Linked DNA regions of Homo sapiens: all the other regions are linked to region 1. A link is a contact called in ENCODE Hi-C or POLR2A ChIA-PET data. All regions are on one chromosome and are shown on one strand. The core of a region is the stretch at or near the end of the contact, and the rest is flanking DNA. Distances in the headings are between cores, read along the strand shown. Region 1 holds the start of LINC01754 (long intergenic non-protein coding RNA 1754). Region 2 overlaps NCOA3 (nuclear receptor coactivator 3). Region 3 overlaps ZMYND8 (zinc finger MYND-type containing 8).

Region 1 (3,961 bases), core at 1,096-3,595:
GAGTCTCGCTCTGTCACCCAGGCTAGAGTGCAGTCTCATGATCTCAGCTCACTGCAACCTCCGCCTCCCTTCAAGCGATTCTCCTGCCTCAGCCTACTGAGTAGCTGGAATTACAGACATGCACCACCATGCCCAGCTAATTTTTGTTATTTTTAGTAGAGATGGGGTTTCACCATGTTGGTCAGGCTGGTCTCCTGACCTCGTGATCTGCCCACCTTGGCCTCCCAAAGTGCTGGGATTACAGGTGTGAGCCACTGTGCCCGGCCTGAATTGTATACTTTCAAATGGTTTGGCCGGGTGCTGTGGCTCAACGCCTGTAATCCCAGCACTTTGGGAGGCTGAGGCAGGTGGATCATTTGAGGTCAGGAGTTTGAGACCAGCCTGACTAACATGGTGAAACCCCATCTCTACTAAAAATACAAAAAAAAAAAAGAAGATAAAGAAAGAAAGAAAAAGAAAGTAGCTGGGTGTGGTGGCATAGTCCCAGCTACTTGGTGGCTGAGATGGGATAATCACTTGAACCCGGGAGGTGGAAGCTGCAGTGAGCCGGGATTGTGCCACTGCACTCCAGCCTGGGCAACAAGAGTGAAACTCCGTCTCCCCACCAAAAAAACCCCAAAAAACATTATATCTTCCTGGCTAAGTGATTGGCTTATGGTAACTCAGACTGAGCCAACGAAGCCCTCCTCAGTTTGTTCTTGGAACTATTGTCAGGGGTATTTTCCCTTTCCATTGGTGTTGCTGTGCTGGTGAGAAATAACCCCAGAACCAGCAGGTAGGCAAAGCTACAGGAGAGGAAAGCCAACTTGGAGAAGAACCGAGAGATGATAGAGAAATGGAAACCAGCCATGTTGAGCCCCTGGGTTCAGGTTCACCTGATGTCCTCCAAACTTTTTGTTCAGGCTAGTTTAGGATGTGCCTATATTTCTTGCAAATGAGTCTCCAAATACAAACCCCAAATCATTGTAGCAAAATGCACTGACCAACTGTGCTTCCACGATCAGATCAGTAAGCTGGGTGCAGTGGCTCATGCCTGTAATCCCAGCACTTTGGGAGGCCAAGGTGGGCGGATCACTTGAGGTCAGGAGTTGGAGAACAGCCTGGCCAACATGGTGAAACCCCATCTCTACTAAAAATACAAAAATTGGCCAGGTGTAGTGGCAGGCACCTGTAATCCCAGCTACTTGAGAGGCTGAGGCAGAAGAATCACTTGAACCTCGGAGGCAGAGGTTGCAGTGAGCTGATATCATGCCACTGCACTTCAGCCTGGGCGACAGAGCAAGACTCCGTCCCAAAACAAACAAACAAACAAACAAACAAACAAACAAAAACCAATGTGTAAGTGAACAGAGAGAACAAGAAGTTTAAGGAAAATTAAAAACATAAAGGACAAAGTGAGAGAAGAGAATATCTGTAAAATACATGAATACACACACACAGTAGATGTTTCATGGTTGTTTATCCCCCACCTCTCGCTGGAACACAGACTGGTGCCCCACTTCGTGCTTGGGATGTCCTTCCTCTGTTTCTTGGCTGAGTCGAACTTGTGCTGCTTCCTTTCTCCTTAAATATCCTTTCCTCTGGACAGGATGTTCCTGAAGGAGGCCACAAGGCAGAACATCTCGGCTAACTTTAGTTTGCTATTTTCAGCCTGAATTTGTGCCTGGGCAAATCAGTCCACGGACAGAGTATCCTCCCCAGTTGGATATTTCTTGCATGAGCATCAGAATTTTGTGGGACACAAGGCTTAGTTTCACTAAGCTCTGAGCCTCAAAACCTGGTATGCATCTGGGTTAGAGAGCCTCATCCAGTCTTTTTTTTTTTTTTTTTTTTTTGAGATGGAGTCTCACTCTGTCGCCCAGGCTGGAGTGCAGTGGCGTGATCTCAGCTCACTGCAAGCTCTGCCTCCCGGGTTCATGCCATTCTCTTGCCTCAACCTCCCGAGTAGCTAGGACTACAGGCACCCACCACCACACCCGGCTAATTTTTTGTATTTTTTTTTAGTAGAGACGGGGTTTCACCGTGTTAGCCAGGATGGTCTTGATCTCCTGACCTTGTGATCCGCCCGCCTCGGCCTCCCAAAGTGCTGGGATTACAGGCGTGAGCCACCGCGCCTGGCCCTCATCCAGTCTTAAAAAAAAATTCCCTGAGCTGTAGAATATATGGTGGACATATTTTCTGCATTCCTTTTTTGATGTAGGTAGGAAAAAAACCCAAAAAACCCCAAATCACAATTGTCCCTCCAGGGAACTGAGAAGCTGGGGTACTTACCCATTGACTCCTGTATTCCATTGGTTAAGAAAAGCTTCTGGTGGCTTTAAGTCCCTAACACTTTTTTGGGGCTGTCTTGCATCCTGTGCTGGAGACAGCTCTTAGGTTAAGAGACACAGGTGTTCAGCCTGGGCAACATAAGGCGACACTGTCTCTGCCAAAAAATAAAAAAAATAAAAAAATAAAAGCCAGGGGGTGGTGCGTGCACCTGTGGTCCCAGCAACTCAGGAGGCTGAAGTGAGAAAATTGCTCGAGTCTAGGAGGTTGAGGCTGCAGTGAGCTGTGATCATGCCACTGCCAGCAGCCTGGGCAACAGAGCAAGACTTTGCCTCAAGAGAAAAGAAAAACAGTCAGATGCGGTGGCTCATGCCTGTAAACCCAGCACTTTGGGAGGCTGAGGCAAGTGGATTACTTGAGGTCAGGAGTTCAAGACCAGGCTGGCCAACATGGCAAAACCCCATCTCTACTAAAAATACAAAAATTAGCTGGGCGTGGTGGCTTGCACCTGTAATCTCAGCTACTTGGGAGGCTGAGTTAGGAGAATCACTTGAACCTGGGAGGTGGAGGTGTCAGTGAGCCGAGATCACCCCACTGCCCTCCAGCCTATGCAACAGAATGAGACTCCATCTCAAAATAATAAAAAAGAGACTAGTGTGGGAGGATCACCTGAGCCCAGGAGGCGGAAGTTGCAGTGAGCTGAGATCACGCCACTACAGTTTAGCTTGGGTGACAGAGTGAGACTCTCTCAAAAAAGAAGAAGAAGAAGAAGAGAAACAGATGTGTGTGTGAGGTGGGAGCTGCCAGCCTGTCCATCATAGTTGTAGCTAATCTCAGAAGCAGGCCAAGGGGATTTGCTATAGGGCACCAGCAGTATATGCTAGAAAGAGAATGTAGTACATGTACTGGCTTGTAGCACAGGGGACATTCTAGTTTTAGGCAATGCTGAATCAAGGGCCTCAAATAATGTCAACAGGACTTGAACTTTCACCATCTTTTAGTTCCTTACACCTTATATCCTCTATTAGTGGCTTCTCACAACTGTGGGCTTAATCCTACCAGTCCAGGAGCCCCAGTAGAACAGAGCATCCTTTCTAACACCTGAGCTGACTTTCATGGTCTTGCTTGAGTTCTGTGCCCAGTCCTGCTCTACGGCCAGGAAGCTGTGGCCCTCTGATTGACCAGATCTGAGCTAAACGCAGTGGTGTGTTGATAAATGTCTAACAATAGTCTTTTTGAGAAAATAAAAGTTTTGATTTGTAGTGTTTCCTGATTTCTATGATGTAAGTACCCCCATTAGCTTGAAACCATAGCCGATTTCAATTACCAATGTAGTGTCAACCGGTTTACAGAACTCTTGTCATGTCCCATCAGCTCTAGTGAGCTAGTTCGAGCCAGCTCAAACACAATGCTGGCTCATGTGTCTCCTGTTGAACAGAGGCAGTTGAGGCACCCCATGCATTCCACAGGGACTGAAGGTGGGGAAGGGAAATCGGGTGCTGTTGTCACGATTTGGGGGGCGAATAGTTGCTGAATGGGAAAAACCAGGTCTCCATCAATCATACAGACAGACAGAGATCCTGTCTCCAAAAAAAAAAAAACAAACCCAAAAAACTGCAACAAACATCTTGGTAAATATATCCTTATAATATAAAATTATATATCCTTTGTTTGTTTGTTTGCTTGTTTGTTT
Region 2 (3,961 bases), core at 502-3,001, 210 kb after region 1:
CAGTGAGCTGAGATTGTGCCACTGCACTTCAGCCTGGGTGACACAGTAAGACCCTGTCTTTAAAAAAAAAAAAAAAAAAAAGTTATTACTCAATGGATAGTTTGCCATTCAATTTAAAAATCACCTTTGAATGAAACAAATATAAAACCAATTATAGAGACATAACAAGAATTATTCTATTTTTGTACTTAAGGAATGGAATCACTATTCTTTTTATTTTTATTTTTTGAGATGGAGTCACACTCTGTTACCCAGGCCTGGAGTGCAGTGGCGGGATCTCAGCTCACTGCAACCTCCGCCTTCCGGGTTCATGCGATTCTCCTGCCTCAGCCTCCCAAGTAGCTGGGACTACAGGCGCCTGCCACCACGCCCAGCTAATTTTTGTATTTTTAGTAGAGACAGGGTTTCACCATATTGGCCAGGCTGGTCTCGATCTCCTGACCTTGTGATTCACCCGCCTCGGCCTCCCAAAGTGGTGGGATTACAGGCGTGAGCCACTGCACCTGGCTCTTTAATTATTCAATTTATTATTATTATTGTTTTTAAGAGACAGAGTCTCACTCGGTCACCCAGTCTGGAGTGCATTGGCGTGATCATAACTCACTGCAGCCTCAAACTCCTCAAACAAGCAGTCTTCCTGTTTTATTCCTAAGTAGTTAATGCTATAGGTGTGCACCATGATGCCTGGCTTATTTTTAAAAAAATTTTGTAGAGACAGGGTGTTACTGTGTTGCACAGATTGGTCTCAAACTCAAGTGCCTCAAACTCAAACTGCCTGAGCCTCCCAAAGCACTGGGATTACTTGAGCTACTCTTTTTAAATATGAAAATTGGAAAATCAAAACCGAACATACCTTTAAGTTTAAAACTCTTTTATTTGAGGATAATTTTAAACTTAAAGCAAGGTTGCAAGAAAATAGTACAAAGAGTTTTTACGTTTATCTCCCCCCCGGGTCAGGATTCACCTAGTGTCAACTCCCTTCCTCATCCTTGCTCTGCCTGTCCCCATTCCCAGGTTTATTCACTCACTCATTATATATGCAATTTTTCTTAACCATCTGAGGATAATTTGCATATGTAATAGCCTGTTACCCCAAATATTATACTAAGAATATTGGTCTCTTAAATAACCGTCGTTCATTTATCAACTTAAGTGTATTAATATTGACAACATACTTTTATGTCTATTGTCCATATTCTAATTTTGTCAGTTGATCCAATAATATTCTTTATAGCATTTTCTTACCCTCTAGCACAGGATTCAGTCTAGGATCAAATATTGCATTTAGTTGTCATTTTCTTATAGCTTCCTTTAAAATCTGGACTGTTTACAGACTTTCTTTGTCTTTTGTGACATTGACACGTTTGAAAATACAATACCCCTGAGATTGTGTGATCTGACTGTGCCACTACTAATAATAGTGAGCCACTACTAATAAAGGTTATTTTAAGTCTTTTTCTGTCCTTCATTTAAACTTGTCATGGGGAAAAAACAAATACTTAAATCATCTCAGCTTTTTAGCCTTTCCATTTTACAACCAAAGTTATAGAATGAATTTTCTTGGTAATTTAATACATATTTAGTGCATCTGTAAAGACAATGTTGCAATCTAGATTTTCTGATTTATATTATGATCATGTGATTTTTTAAATTTTTATTTTTTTTGTTTTTTTGCTTTTGATTTTTTTTTTAAAGCTACACATTTGAAGTTTGATCAGCATCTTGAGTGAATTTTTTCATTTTTATAAATCTGTCTTCCTTCCTGGTAGCATTCTGCCACCTAGTGGAAATTTATGTCCTCCAGCATACGTCTCAGAGTTTAGTTGGAATGCAAGATGCATTTTAATATATAAAAATTAGTTTAGAATCGTTGAACTTCTTTGGTTGACATGTAATTCTTTACAACAGTGATCGTCTTGTTTTAAACAAGAGTTTAGTACAGATAAAATTCTTAGCAAATGAGGGCTTAGTAGATGTCTTAAATCATCTTTCTCAACAAGAAGTACTCTACATTTATCTTCTTCATCAATGAAATTTTAACCAAAGCATACTATTTTTCCATCAGTCAAATTTTTTTTTTTTTTTTTGAGACGGAGTCTAGCTCTTGTCACCCAGGCTGGAGTGCAGTGGTGCCATCTCGGCTCACTGCAACGTCTACCCCTCGGTTCAAGTGATTCTCCTGCCTCAGCCTCCCAAATAACTAGGATTACAGGCACCTGCCACCATGGCTGGCTAATTTTTTATTTTTAGTAGAGACGGGGTTTCACCATGTTGGCCAGACGGGATTTCACCATGTTGGTCAGGCTGGTCTCAAACTCCTGACCTCAGGTGATCCACCTGCCTCGACCTCCCAAAGTGCTGGGACTACAGGCATGAGCTACCGCACCCTGCAAGATACACATTTTTAGTAGGACTTGAGGAACATTTCTGTCTTGGAGTACATACGTTCTGCATAATTCATATTAGAATATGAAATCTGAGGTTGTCTTCAGTATAGTCATTTATGAAAAAGAATATTGAGAATTATCTGTTTAGAGAAAGTAGTTCTGAATTAAAAGTTGCAGTCATTCAGTCATATAACACCTTCATAGAGTCATGTATATTTTTTAATGTACTTATCTTATTTCTCATTATTCTCTCTTAGTTGCTGATGTATATTCAAGATGAGTGGATTAGGAGAAAACTTGGATCCACTGGCCAGTGATTCACGAAAACGCAAATTGCCATGTGATACTCCAGGACAAGGGTAGGTGACTTATTTCCTGGTGCTTTACCACACTTGTTGTGCCTTTGTTTAAGGATAACATTTTAACTTCTTGCCATTTACATTCTCTGGTTAGATTTTTTGGTGGTTTCACTTCGTGGTAAGTAGAGTGTTACTGATGAGATGGACATCTTTTTGATGTAATAGAAGTTTTTTTTTTATTGCTGATTCATATAGAAGGTAGAATATTAACAATTCGCGGTACTATAAGAATTTCTGAATGGAAGGAGGGGTAGGAGTTACGAATAGATGACCAAGGTTATGTCACGTGCGTCCGTGTGAAGAGACCACCAGACTTTGTGTGAGCAACAAGGCTGTTTATTTCACCTGGGTACAGGCAGGCTGAGTCCAAAAAGAGAGTCAGCAAAGGGTGGTGGGATTATCATTAGTTCTTATAGGTTTTGGGATAGGCAGTGAGTTAGGAGCAATGTTTTGCGGGCGGGGTTAGATCTCACAAAGTACATTCTCAAGGGTAGGGAGAATTACAAAGAACCTTCTTAAGGGTGGGGGAGATTACAAAGTACATTGATCAAGTTAGGGTGGGGCAGAAACATCACAATGGTGGAATGTCATCAGTTAAGGCTATTTTCACTTCTTTTGTGGATCTTCAGTTGCTTCAGACCATCTGGATGTATATGTGCAGGCTTGGTCTCAGAGGCCTGACAGTTATAAGTAAGAATCTTTGCTATCTTTTAAGAATGGGTTATAAGTTGATATTTTGTCATTTGTGAGGTTGCATCCTTTTTTTTACCAAGTGAAATGAGAAGCTTAAAAATTAGAAACAAAATAATGTAATCTATATAACACTACTCTATAGCTTTTAAAGTATTTGCCAAAGTCAGTGTCAATTGAAGTTTAATGTGCTAGTTGAAAAATATCAATCTACAATGAATAAAACTTCATCATTAATAAGTAGCTACCACTGTTTTTGTTCTTATTTGTTAGTTGTTTTATTATCTCTAAGAAGTAAAGATGATTTATTCGTATTTTCTAGATGAAGTAACTGAGGCTAACTCTGCCCAAGGCCACCTAGCTAACAAAGATGGAACTGAATTTAGGTTTACATGAATCTCTATTATGTTGTACTACTTCTCCAAGACAGCATTTTTGATAGTTTATATTGGCTGAGTTTAGTTTGTTTACATATGAAAATAATAGGCCGGGTGTGGTGGCTCATGCCTGTAATCCCAGCACTCT
Region 3 (3,961 bases), core at 644-3,143, 150 kb before region 1:
TAAAGACCAGAGTGTAAGAATTAGAAGAAGAGAATTAAGGAATATCAGAGTATGCTGCACATAGGAAAGGTAAGTACTGATTCCTCCTACTTGCTTCTGTGCCATGGGTATAATTTGCAAATAGAACTGGGTTAATGTGGTCAAGGACAACTGAGGTGGAAACACTGGCCTGGATAAAAGCACTTTGGGCCAGGCATGGTGGTTTATGCCCGTCATCCCATTACTTTTGGAGGCAGAGGTGGGTGGATCACCTGAGGTCGGGGTTTGAGACCAGCCTGGCCAACATGGTGAAACTCTGTCTCTACTAAAAATAGAAAACTTAGCCAGGTGTGGTGGCATACTCCTGTAATCTTAGCTACTCGGGAGGCTGAGGCAGGAGAATCACTTCAACCCAGGAGGCGGAGGTTGCAGGGAGCCGAGACCGCACCCTTGCACTCCAGCCTGGGCAACAAGAGCGAAACTCCATCTCAAAAAAAAAAAAGTAATTTGTATGTCAATAAGCCCCAAGAAATCCCTTACTTATTCTTTTCACAGATCTTTTCTCACCTTCATCCTCTGAAACTTTTGCATTTTTTGCATAGAGAAAAGAGTTGAAGGTTCAAGAACCACATACACAAGAGGATACGTCATTTGCAAAAATATCCACAGTTGCCACAGAAAGATACTGGCAAAAATTCTGACTGACCCAGGTTAAGATTCAGGATGCTGCCGGTGGTGGAGGTTTTGTCCGTTTTCGTCGTGATAGGAGCTGACAGTTGAGGAGAGAAGGGCTTTGGGCTGCCGGATAAACTCCCTGCTTGTCCCGTCTTGGTGGAGGCTGGTGAAGCTGAAAAAGTATGGCATTGTTAAAAGACAGGTTTACAAATAAACAAGTAGAACGTGTAGGTGTGGTGTAGGGAGAGAATGGAGAGATTATGAAATTGTGTTTGATTTCAGCAAGGCCGCTACAGTATCACGAATGGGGTGGGGTGGAGCATAGCAGGTTGGCCATTTATTTTCAGCAAAGGGCTTTAACCGGATGTGAAACCGTTAAAGCCACAAATGAAGAAGGTCTCCCCAGTTACTCTATTAAGCACAAAGCTCTAAGACAAATCGGCTAAGCTGCCACTGAAATTGGTTTGGCCCATTCACGGATATAAATCTCAACATAAATAGCGATTAAACCAACCCCCACATGGTCCAGATGTGGAGAACGGGAGCCAGGCTTACAAATGCGTATCATCTGTTTGTGGAAAGACACCACGGCCAGCTCACACGCAGCCACTGCACCTGCCAGGGACCAACTTGGCCCCTTGGGAAATCTCCAGCTCCCATTTCAAAGGTTCTTGAGGCTATGTAAAGCCAAACCCAGTACCAGATGGAGTGAGGGAGACGTTGGTAAATTATGTCCTTCTTTACTGTATTTCAAACTTTCACAGGAGGAGAGAGAACTGTACCTATGCCTAAGGCTTTTAAAAATACCTTAAAATGACCTACGACCTGCTTCTCCCCTGCCTCATTTCACAGGGTTAGGACAATAAACCACTTACGTTTAAAAAAGCAAGCATTCATAGGGGCCAACAAGCGTCCTAAAGATCCTTCAAATCCTGCCCCTTTGTCCTTGCCCCTCCATGGTACTGGGACTGTCCTGTTAATGCCTCTTGGGCCCATTTAAAAACAGCTGGGACTAAAGGCATCACTAACAACAATGACAGCCAACTCTTCCAAGATGAGCAAGAAACATTCTGAGTTGATCTGGTGCTGGAAAGAAATTTGTGGATGGCAAATTGGAGTTAGGAACTGAGACTCCCCAGGGGCTTCGAAAGTGCTGGGACACTTGTGTGGGCAGCACTTGCCTCAGTTTCCTCACCTGACAAATTAGAAAACTCAGAACAAGGCTTCAGTGTGTTGAAACTCACATACCACTCGGCTGGTGAATCCAAGTAAGCTAGGCAGCTCTGGTGCCAGGACCTGCCTGCATTACTGTTAATGTAATATAGTGGGAAAGACTCCAGAAGTAAAGAGGCCTGGATTCAAGCACAGATTAGAAGCCAGACACTGTGGATTCAAGCCCCGGCTCAGCTGTTGCCCTGCTGTGTAACCCTGGGCCAGTTACTGGCACCTCTGCCTCCCTCTTCCTGGCAGCAGCAAAGAGAGACACTAATAATATGATACAAAGGGACAATAACAGTAGCTACATCTCATCAGGCTGCCGTGAGGATTAAATCAATCATCTGAACAGTGCCTGGCATGCAGTAAGTACTCTGTTACTGTTTGCTATTAGAGTGGTTTTATTTTCTATTTCCCCATTAACCTCTAGGGCTTTGGGGTTATCCTCTGAACCACTGATTCTCAGCTATGAGCAATTCTTCTCTCCAGGGCACACTGGGCATTGCATCCAGACATTTTAGGAGAGTGGGGGGTTGCTACTGGCATCTAGGAGCTAGAGACCAAAACGCTGCTAAATCTGCTGCCATGCACAGAGCGGCCCCCCACAAGAAAGAGTTATCTGGCCCCAAACGTCAAAAGTGCTGAAACTGACACGCCGCATAGGGATGGAGTAGGCATGCAGCTGGGAATCCTTTTCCTCATCCGGGAATGATAAGGGAGTGAGGATCAATGTCGTCGATCTATGTCAATTGGCGCCGAGCAAGTGCTCAATAAATATTAGAAATTGTTTTAAGAAATAAGTTTTCTTTGCTTTTGTTTTTTTGAGATGGAGTCTCGCTCTGTCACCCAGGCTGGAGTGCAGTTGTGCAATCTCGGCTCACTGCAACCTCTGCCTCCTGGATTCAAGCGATTCTCCTGCCTCAGCCTCCCAAATAGCTAGAACTTCAGGCTCCTGCTATCACACCCGGCTATTTTTTATATTTTTACTAGAGACAGGGTTTTACCATGTTGGCCAGGCTGGTCTGGAACTCCTGGCCTCAAGGGATCCACCCGCCTCAGCCTCCCGAAGTGCTGGGATTACAGCCATGAGTCACTGTGCCCAGCCTATAATTAAGTTTTTAACACAATAAATCTGTTTTACTGCAAGAATTAATAGAATTGGCCTAGCACGTGGCATGCCACATTCCTTCACTGGGGGGGGCTGCTATATTATTACTAGTCCTATCACTGGTACTGTAAGACATAGAACTGAAGTGTTTGTTACACGAAGAAACAAGAATATGCCAGGTGCGGTGGTTCACCCCTGTAATCCCAGCACCTTGGGAGGCTGAGGTGGGAGGATCACTTGAGCTCGGAAGTTCGAGACCAGCCTGGGTAACATGGCGAAGCCTCATCTCTACTAAAAATACAAAAAATTTAGCCGGGCATGGTGGCACACGCCTGTAGTCTCAGCTACTTGGGAGGCTGAGATGGGAGGATCCATTGAGCCTGGGAGGTCAAGACTGCAGTGAACCGTGATCATGCCACTGCACTCCAGCCTGGGACACAGAGAGAGACCCTGTCCCCAAAAAAATATATATACATATATATATATATAGGCATTTTAACGGAAGTATTACCAATAAAATCTTTAGCATTAGAATTTTTAACCTTATTAATTCATTTATGTTCTACCTCATTCCAAAAGCAATTTGCAGCTGCTCAAATATCTGTGTAATAGATTCCCCTTGAGGATTAAAGACCGGGGCTTCTCTAATTGTATTCCCATAAGCAAACTGGCAAGGTCTAACAGGGAGGGCCTTACTATACTATCAAATACCCTGCTTGGGACTGCAGAGAACATTGACAAGGACGTCCAACCCTAAAGGGTAGCAGGAACAAACAAACAAAAACACGCAAAGATGCTGTTGCACGTAGAACACAGCCAAGTGAATCCATTTTCCTGCTCGACAGGTCAAGTTTGTTTGTTTGTTTGTTTGTTTGTTTTGAGACAAAGTCTTGCTCTGTTGCCCAAGCTGGAATGCAGTGGGGTGATCTCAGCTCACTGCAACCTCTGCCTGCCAGGTTCAAGCAATTCTCCTGCCTCAGTCTC

The links. Hi-C counts contacts between places; a loop is a spot of excess contacts on that map. ChIA-PET counts read pairs that join two places held with the same protein, here RNA polymerase II (POLR2A). Pooled maps may share reads with other maps.
Region 2: a map of GM12878 shows a loop between it and region 1 (4-fold over the local background). The contact joins the enhancer-like site here to the promoter of LINC01754 in region 1. A Hi-C loop is called at or near these places in 10 of 168 maps with a recorded cell type or tissue (CD4-positive, alpha-beta memory T cell, CD8-positive, alpha-beta T cell, GM12878 and 6 more), 29 of 37 single-sample maps with no recorded cell type and 11 of 50 pooled maps. POLR2A ChIA-PET finds 5 or more read pairs at or near these places in 7 of 52 experiments (K562, Panc1, activated CD4-positive, alpha-beta memory T cell and 4 more).
Region 3: a pooled map shows a loop between it and region 1 (4-fold over the local background). The contact joins the enhancer-like site here to the promoter of LINC01754 in region 1. A Hi-C loop is called at or near these places in 6 of 37 single-sample maps with no recorded cell type and 9 of 50 pooled maps. POLR2A ChIA-PET finds 5 or more read pairs at or near these places in 10 of 52 experiments (A549, B cell, GM10248 and 7 more).

What each region holds. Positions count from the first base shown.
Region 1 is chr20:47,409,799-47,413,759 of GRCh38, forward strand. LINC01754 (long intergenic non-protein coding RNA 1754) reads right to left here and starts at 2,346. Exons shown (of 3, transcript NR_146496.1): 1 at 2,272-2,346. RefSeq lists enhancers at 610-799, 2,997-3,156.
Region 2 is chr20:47,619,585-47,623,545 of GRCh38, forward strand. NCOA3 (nuclear receptor coactivator 3) reads left to right here. Exons shown (of 23, transcript NM_181659.3): 3 at 2,645-2,746. The coding sequence starts at 2,664. Among named protein-coding and RNA genes, the nearest start is that of NCOA3, 120 kb to the left of the region's middle. Within about 2 kb of position 1,752, at least 2 of the 41 ENCODE cell types and tissues checked have a DNase peak (open chromatin) inside an H3K27ac peak, as active enhancers do.
Region 3 is chr20:47,261,603-47,265,563 of GRCh38, forward strand. It overlaps ZMYND8 (zinc finger MYND-type containing 8), which reads right to left. Exons shown (of 23, transcript NM_001281775.3): 12 at 686-826. Among named protein-coding and RNA genes, the nearest start is that of ZMYND8, 93 kb to the right of the region's middle. Within about 2 kb of position 1,894, at least 8 of the 41 ENCODE cell types and tissues checked have a DNase peak (open chromatin) inside an H3K27ac peak, as active enhancers do; they include B cell and GM12878, where a contact is called at or near this core.